2 separate regions of the Homo sapiens genome follow, and region 1 is linked to region 2. Evidence: read pairs that join two places in POLR2A ChIA-PET (ENCODE). Cell type or tissue: HepG2. All regions are shown on one strand.

What was found. ChIA-PET counts read pairs that join two places held together with the same protein. Peaks named below come from ENCODE experiments on the same cell type or tissue, not always from the same donor. Only the 100,000 strongest peaks of a DNase experiment are listed, where the experiment ranks them.
Region 1: POLR2A ChIA-PET joins it to region 2 with 6 read pairs; 2 of 35 experiments call an interaction of 5 or more read pairs at or near these places.

Annotation. Positions count from the first base shown.
Region 1 is chr16:73,230,481-73,234,480 of GRCh38, forward strand. ZFHX3-AS3 (ZFHX3 antisense RNA 3) reads left to right here and starts at 2,301. Exons shown (of 2, transcript XR_007065112.1): 1 at 2,301-2,388. It also overlaps a transcript of ZFHX3 not described here. RefSeq lists an enhancer at 1,703-2,902. In HepG2, no CTCF peak of the experiment used is centred here; a DNase peak (open chromatin) is centred at 2,191; H3K4me3 peaks cover 712 bases; H3K27me3 peaks cover 2,897 bases.
Region 2 is chr16:72,923,317-72,927,316 of GRCh38, forward strand. The region is part of intron 3 of ZFHX3 (zinc finger homeobox 3); the gene reads right to left. Among named protein-coding and RNA genes, the nearest start is that of ZFHX3, 120 kb to the right of the region's middle. In HepG2, no CTCF peak of the experiment used is centred here; a DNase peak (open chromatin) is centred at 1,835; H3K4me3 peaks cover 696 bases.

The DNA.
Region 1 (4,000 bases), 310 kb after region 2:
CCTCCCTAGTGCCCCATTCTGGCCCATTTGGCCTCTTTAGAACACCATGCAAATGGAGGAGAAAAGTGACTTCACTGGGCAGCCTTTATGCATCCTTGGTGATACACAAAAGTCATCCCTTTTTGCCTCTTCTTAACTCTGATATTCACATGTACCTTCATCAGTAGACCTACTCGGGAAGGCCTGGTGCTATAATTAATCCATGTCACAGGCAGATGTAAGATTGGCAGAATTTATGAGTGGGTTTGAGCTACTGTGATGAGTAGGGGCACCTCAGCCCGTGTGATATAAATTCCTCTGCTAATTGGATTGCTAGAGCTAATCAGAAGCCAGAAAAGGAATAAAAAAATCAGTGTTCCTGCTGCCGCTGCTGCTGCTGGCTGATAAAGCAGACAGCTCTTTTCAGGACAGGAGGGCGGGGGGAGCTGGAATTGAATCCTCATGCGGAGGTCTCACTCTAGATAGCTATCTCAAAGGCGACACAGCCCTTCTGTCGCCAGGCCAGGAGGAGACAGATAGGGCAATGGGAGAAAGGGTGATGTGAGCCCAGAGAGATTGTATTACCAAATTGCAAAAACGGAGTGAATGGGGAGAGATGAAAGGAGCCGAGACCAAGACTGGGAGCGGGGACCACCATCCAATGGCCTGAGAGAGCTGGAAGGCTTTTCTGAAATGAGGTACCACTCCCCGGGACACAGGTGCATGCCCAGCATCACTGTGGGATATGACTTCAGGAATCTGAGGCCTCATCCCCAAAGCCAAGAGGCGCTTGCAGGAGAAAGCCATCTATATCTTGTCGTTTAGCTTCACACACTCTTGCGTTCACTTTCCTGAAGACGAGAGAACCGAGGGGACAATGCAAATCCCATTCAATACTAGGGCAAGTGCAATTCAGGGAGCTTAGCTGAACTGCTCAAGATGTAGGGCAAGTGAGGGAAAAAGACCACGTTTAAAACCTCTCACCTGCTGGAAAACCATCAGCGCATAGCAGCTGAGAGGGAACGCTCTATCTGTGCTCACTCTTTCTACATTTTGGAAGCAGCGAGGGGGTGATAAGGCAAGTTCGTGTTCATTGTCCTGCATACCTTTTCCTCCAGGGATCAATAGTTCGTTCCAGCTGAGAGCGTGAAATGTGTCTAACAGGGACACAGGTTAGATCCTGGTGGTCCTTATCTCTACTTTGCTTGTCTAAGTCTACGCCACTTCTCCAAGAAGCAAATGTATCCCTAATATTGGGTTTCACCACGCCGAGTGCCCTTCAGTTCTCGTTAAATTCCATTCTTTGTCTCCTGTATTCTTTTCTCTCTGTGATTACCACTTCTTTGCATATTTCTTCTGGAGCTCTCTACATAGGCTCCAAAGCCCTGCCTTGGAGGTAAATCCTTAGCCTCGATGAGTAGGCAGCAAGCCCCTCTTGCACACAACAAAGACTTCTATTTTTTTTTCTATCTTTTGGGCGACACGATAAAAAATAACCCTGTATTTATGCAAATTGCAAAGTAGCGTGTGATAATGAAAACAAAACAGTGCTGGCCCGCAGCCAAGACATGGCGCTGACGGGAGCTCCCCGACCATTTGGCTCTTGATTCTTCGGGGAAAGCAGCTGTAGAGAAATGAGAATACAGGACCCCCTCCTCACACTCGCACACCCTGGTTCGCACGCATTCCGGTACCCGTCACCTCGGAGCCAGCGAGACCTGGGATCCAAATGCGGTTCTGCCTCCTCCGGCCGTGGAGCACTGCAGTGTCGTCCTCCACGAGCCTCCCTGCCCCTGCTCCTGATTCCCTTTCAGGAATTTACAAACATTTTCCCCAGATCAATATCCGTATTGATTATTCATTGTGAGTGAGTCGTGTGTCTTTGGTGATCCAGCTTGCAGAGGTAGCAGGCAAAGGCTGCTGCGGGGGAAAAAAATAACAGAAGGCGAGAGGGACCCAGCTCTTGCTGGGTCTGCGGCTGTCGGCAACACAGAAGGGAAGAGAAAAAGAGAAAAGCACCTCAAAACCAAGGAATGGACACGGGTGGAAGAGAAAGAGGGAGCAATAGCAAGAAAAAAGGAATCGATGACTGGACATCTGGTCCCAGGGAATCTCGATGGCTTGGAGGAAACCCCCATCTTGGGTCTGCTGTTACGTGCAGGACGCAATGGACTTTGCTCTGGGAGTGCAAAGTGACTCACAGTTTTGGTATCTCCTACGTAAGAGCTTTGGGGGGATTCCTTGGCTTGCTGACAGGCAAGGAAGACAGCGGCAGCAGTGAGGTAAAACACGATTACTTCCAACTGCCTTGCGGAGGAGGCGCAGTCGTGCGGTGTGACTTGGACAGCTTGCTGCTCTCTGATGGCACGCGGAGGGAGAATAATTAAAAAGGCCAGCATCACTTACTAAGTGAGTAAACACAGAGCCGTTCCAATCGTGCTCTCCAGCTAATGAGAAGCTGTAATTTCTTATACTTCAAGGCAAGATGAGACAGTGATGGGTTCAGTGGAGGGTGTGTTTGCGTGGATATGGGGGTGGGGGGTAGTGGTGGTGGTAGAGTTAGATCGACTAATTGTTGGCAATGTTTAAGAAAGGGATTACTGGAAAAGACAGTGAAATGATGACAGGAAAACATCTTGGACCAGAGCCAAAAAAAAAAAAAAAAAAAATCGAGGCAAATCAAGTCTGCAGCTCGGAGAAAACACCCGTCGCTCCGGTGGGAAGCTCCGACGGGAATTGCTCGATGTTCCTTAGCCAAGGACGGAATATCGTGTGAGCACAAGGGGACAGAATTAGGGACCACCAGAGTCCAGAGGAAAGAGCTACGGTATGCCAGGGTATACAGTGATGTCATACATTGAGAAAAAAAATGAAAACCCCAAAACCAGAACAGATCAAACCAAAACAATAAAAACCAACCTGTGTCCTTTCCTTTTTATGGGAGGCTTCTGCTTCAGTTTATTAAAAGCAACCCTCAAATGTACCTTCTGATAGCAGGAGCTGCTGATTCTCTGTTTGTCTGCAGAAGCTGCTGCAGGGTTACTGAAAGACGCTGGAAAAAGGAGGTTGAGGAAATTAAGTTTTCCATTGGTTGGGTTTCTGGCAAACGTGCCAGGCGATCGTCTGCCATTTGGACAGCCATGGGGGTGCCAGTTTGGGATTCCTCTTCTGTTGTCACCCAGCTTTGGCTTGGTGATTTTAATACAGTGTTCCAAACACACATGACAAAGTGGGGACCTCAAGTAATAAAACGAGCTGGATTTTCTTTCTTTCTGGGTGTTCAGTTAACTGAGCTAAATGGTTCTCTTTCACATGAGTGGAATTGGGGCTCTTTAAGGATTTCTGGGACTGGAAGGTCACCCTTTTAAGATATCCTCCTTCTTTTCTGATTGAGGTTTTAATTTCACATTGCTTCCTTATTTAGGACTCCCCAGTACATTCCAAGTTTCCTGAGCAGGAGAAATAGATTTTGCAGAAGTGAGCCACGGAGACCCAAATGAGGAGGAAATAAACCAGCTGTGGATGACTTGGGCACCCTCCATCGCATGTGTTTGGCATTCATAGAGACCTGTGTCTGCAGTGTGTGTGTGTGCGTGTGTGAAGGTATCGTGGCAAATGTGTGCTTGTATGAGTGTGGCTCCGTGTCTATGTGTCTCTCCGAGAGGGAGGGAAAGGGAGCGAAGTCAGAACAGGCGGAATGTTTGGGTATTTATGTAATTCATGCAGAGAATGTTCAATGCTGCAAGGCAGACAGTCACCCATCCCTGGACTCTGTGGCTGTGGAGGGCCTATACAGACCTGATCTGAATGTTAAATGCAGGAGATGAAATTAGCATACTAACCAAGGATGTCAACCCCTCCTCACAATCAGTAAATGGCTGTCTCCTCTCTCTAAAGCCGGCACAGCCATGCGCGCCAGCCACTTAACTATGTCCCCTGTCAGATCCTTTTTTGTGTTTGTTTTTTTGTTTTTATTTTTTGATGAAAGACTGGAAATTCATTAATGAGGAGGGAAGGAAGA
Region 2 (4,000 bases):
TGCCTATAGTTCCAGCTACTCGGGAGGCAGAGGTGGGAGGATCTGTAGAGCCTAGGAGGCAGAGGCTGCAGTGAGCTGTGATCACACCACTGCACTCCAGCCTGGGCGACAGAGTGAGACCTGTCTCAGACCAGAAAAAAAAAAAAAAAAAAGACGCTATGAATATATATGCCTTGTATCCTTGATAGAGGCAAACACCTCACATTATTTATAAAATCAAAATTTCAGGTTAATGATTTCCCAGAGACCTAATTTCCATGGCACTGATATAGTTGATGCGTCTCTGAGCCTGTTTTATACATGTCATATACAGACACCACCAGGAGCACCCAGGAATTAAGACCATTCCACAGCCTACAACATCGCTTCCCAGATCTCTGTCATGACCTCATCAATCTCAAGTCTCTCTCCTTGGTAGTAGATGAAGTAGATGAAGTGGGAGCTAATGAAAAAGCTAAGGAAATCAGCACCACTAAGAAAATGCCAATACTCATTCCCGATCAACATACACAGTTGACTGTTTTCATCCTACTTTGAATTGCCTCGTCCTACCACGTTCAAGACGCGGCTACTGGGCAGGTCCACGTCTTTAAGTTGTGTACAATGCCTGGTTCACAACACGATTACTCATTACATGTCAAAATAATAATTATCACAGATGGCGAATTCACAAGTGGGTTAGCCGTCGGCTGTAACGGGCTAGCTAGCACTTGCCCCAGGCACTCAAGTTCAGCAGTCAAAATGCTATAAAACACACTGTTCTTTCTTCTTGTTATTTATTTATTAACATCAAGGAGAGGCTCACATTTTGTCTTTCAGAGTTGGTTGCAATAGGTTAGACCTCTTTGAAGCCACATAAAACAATTCACTTTGTATTATGTAACTAAAACTTAAACGACTTTAGATTTGATGACGCTATACTGCTATCCCTCCTTGTTCCCTGCAACCCAGCTCCCTCTGTTAAACAGGGCAGCTCTGGGGCAACACCGCAGGCCCTTCCTAGGAATAGTTCAAGAAAACAGCCTCTGATTTCCTACAAGGACGGTCACTGACTGTAAAACTACAAGAGGAGGTAAGAAAGTACTACAGCCCAAGGGTTCCTCAACCCAGGCTCCTGTTATACACCTGCCTTTGTGTCCACAGTGAAAACAACATGGAAGGAACTGGTTATGGGTTTTGACATAAGTTGTTTCAAGCCAGCAGATGGGATGAGATGCTGCTTCCATGACAAAGTCACCCTGGATATTCTCAGGCCGAATGAGGGTGAGATGGTACCAGGCCCACAGAGAGGCCGCGGCTGGGTGCGCAGAACTACGACACCAGCCCTAAGAAGCCAACAGGCTGTTGAATGCCAAGCCTGAACTATTAATTTGCATATGACATCAATTCTGCTGTCAGTGTGTTAATGTGTGATTAATTCTGTCATGGGTTAGAGCAAGGAGAATTAGTTAATTGTCAGAAACCCTTCTCGTTCACTCTCGTTTAGCCCCCGCCTCCCTTTAACTTCCTTTTTTCTCTTCTTATTAAACTAACCTCCTGGGTTTTCTTCCTCTGGGCACTTCTGTCCTATGGGACTTCAGTCCCATTTCCTCCTACCCTTTACAGAAACGCACCTATAGACCCAAAAACGGAGAAGGCAGATGGGTCTTACTCCGGCGCCCCAGCTGGCAAGTCTGAACTCTGTCCAGGCAGTCACGGGGGTGGTTTGGGAAGGCCTTACAACGGGGACACACAGGTCCCATTCATATTTGCGGTCAACTGCCAATGCCAGTGATACCTGGATACATTGTACAATCTGTGCTTTGTGTGCTGTGCAAATAACCTGTGGGGCTGGAGCAAGCTGGAATGTGGAGTTAACACAAAGCCATTGCTGTGCTATCGAAATCGGTCGTGAGGCTGCCCACTCTTCCCCCACTTCCCAGAAGCTGGCCCACTTCTTCCTTCCTACCAATCCTTGCCCACCGTCAATGCAGCTGTAGAGTGAGTCAACTGCGCTTTTACCCTGTCAACGGTTCCATCACTGAGCTAGCTTATACTTTTTAAACACAAAGTTCAACACAAAGAACCTTGAGGTCCCTAACTCTGGAAAGGGCAAGAGAATTCTAGAGGCCCCTGAATGCCAGGAAATTTCAGGAGGTACAGGCATGTCACAGGTCAGGCTAAATGGTCCCCAACCACCGCAGCAATGCTGCATACGCACGCTGTGGGGTCAAGGACAGGTGATCCTGATGGTCACATTTCCCAGGTTTGCTAACAGGCAGCCCATACCTGTGTCCACTTAACCCCGTCCCGTGTCTTTCCCTTATCTTGAGTTGCCTTTCACTTTGAAGCAATGAGGAAAAAGGAATGAATGAAAGCAAATGGACCCGCACAATCATCTACAATAGTCCAGAATTTGTCTAATTTATAGGGCTGGGAAACCAAGTGTCACCTTCGGGCCTACTCCTTCCCTGACCAAACTGCCCAGAGGGGCTGGAACGGGCACCAGCCAAGGGTGGGCAGTGACCATAGCTTTTACGTCCTCTTGAAGACAGGAGGAAAATGCAAAGAGGCACAGACTGCTACTCCCCTGTCCCCCACTACTCATTATATAACACATGTCAGTTTCTTGAAAGGGCCCTATATTTGTGCACGAAAGCATGTTCCCAAGAGTTAACTTATAATTATTACAATAGAGAGGAAGCAGGTAACTGAGACCTATTTTCACGTTACAAACAAAATTCTGTGATCTATTTAAAAAGCACAGGCCTCCCTTTTTATCTTGGAAGTCACTGTTTCTTTTAATTTGGAAACACATCTATCAACTGAAACCTTTAAAAACTTAACAAGGAATAATGTTGTTATGGGTCATGATTATTCTAATGTCTTATCATTTTATTTTGCATATGCCCTTATAGCTAAACTCAAACTAGATGCTAGAATATAATTGCCCATAGTAACCAACTAAACAGTTCCCCTAAGCAATGTGTATTTTTGCGTCTCTGTCTCTCTCACACTCTCACTCTATCCTGCCCGCCCACTCGCTCCCCTTCCCAAGTAACAAAAGCCAGATAAATCCATGGAAGAGGTGAAAGAGCTACAGCGACTCCACTTTCCAAACACTTGTGTGTATTACAACTCTTTAAAAATGAATTACAGAATCCACTTTGAAAAACATATTCGGGCCCTTGTGGAAGTTACCAGTCCTTTCTCAAATGAGCTGGAAGTGTCTCTGATCAACATGAATTGGGGTTCCTTCTTCCTTTTCGGAGTATGGATACTAATTGTTTTAATATGGGCATTATTCGCACATGAAACTAGAATTGCTCAGCACGTGGGAGATAGGTCCCGACCACCCATGGGCATCAAAGATCCCATGACATTTCTGTAAATCAGCCAAATTCCAACACAGACAGCAGGCCCAGCAGTTGCTGTATTCAGATGAGGGGCGATTACATGCTCCTGCCTCTCCTACACAAAGCAGAGACCAATGTTTCTACTCCTGGCCCGTTCTCTGGGTCTATCCTGGCCAACCTCCTCTGGGCACAGCCCATCAGACCTCCAGATGGCTAGTTCTCTCTAGACCACTGACATCCTACACACAAAGGATTACCAAGAAGCCAGCTCCCCCAGGTTTACGAAATTTATAGGAAAGTCTCCAATCAAGAGGTCAGGAGACAGAGAACAGGGTGTTAGGAACCATGAGCTGGAGGAGAGTCCCAGCATAGGGGCTTCTCAGCTGTTCTCACTTGAAATTACCTCTAAAAATCTATTTCCATATTTCTTCCCTGGAATTTCACTTTTAGAATTTGAACATTCAGAACCTTCAGGTCTCCACTCCTTCTTCACTTGGTCAGAGAATTTCACTTGGTCAGTTTCACTTGGTCAGACATTGGTTAAAATAAAATAATTTCCATTTTTAAACAGTAGTAAAAAATTTTTATTTAAATTTGTTTAGACCCACACCAATGAGTCTTCTCCCTGTGTCACAGTAATCCTTCCTCCTTGTCTTCCTTCTCTC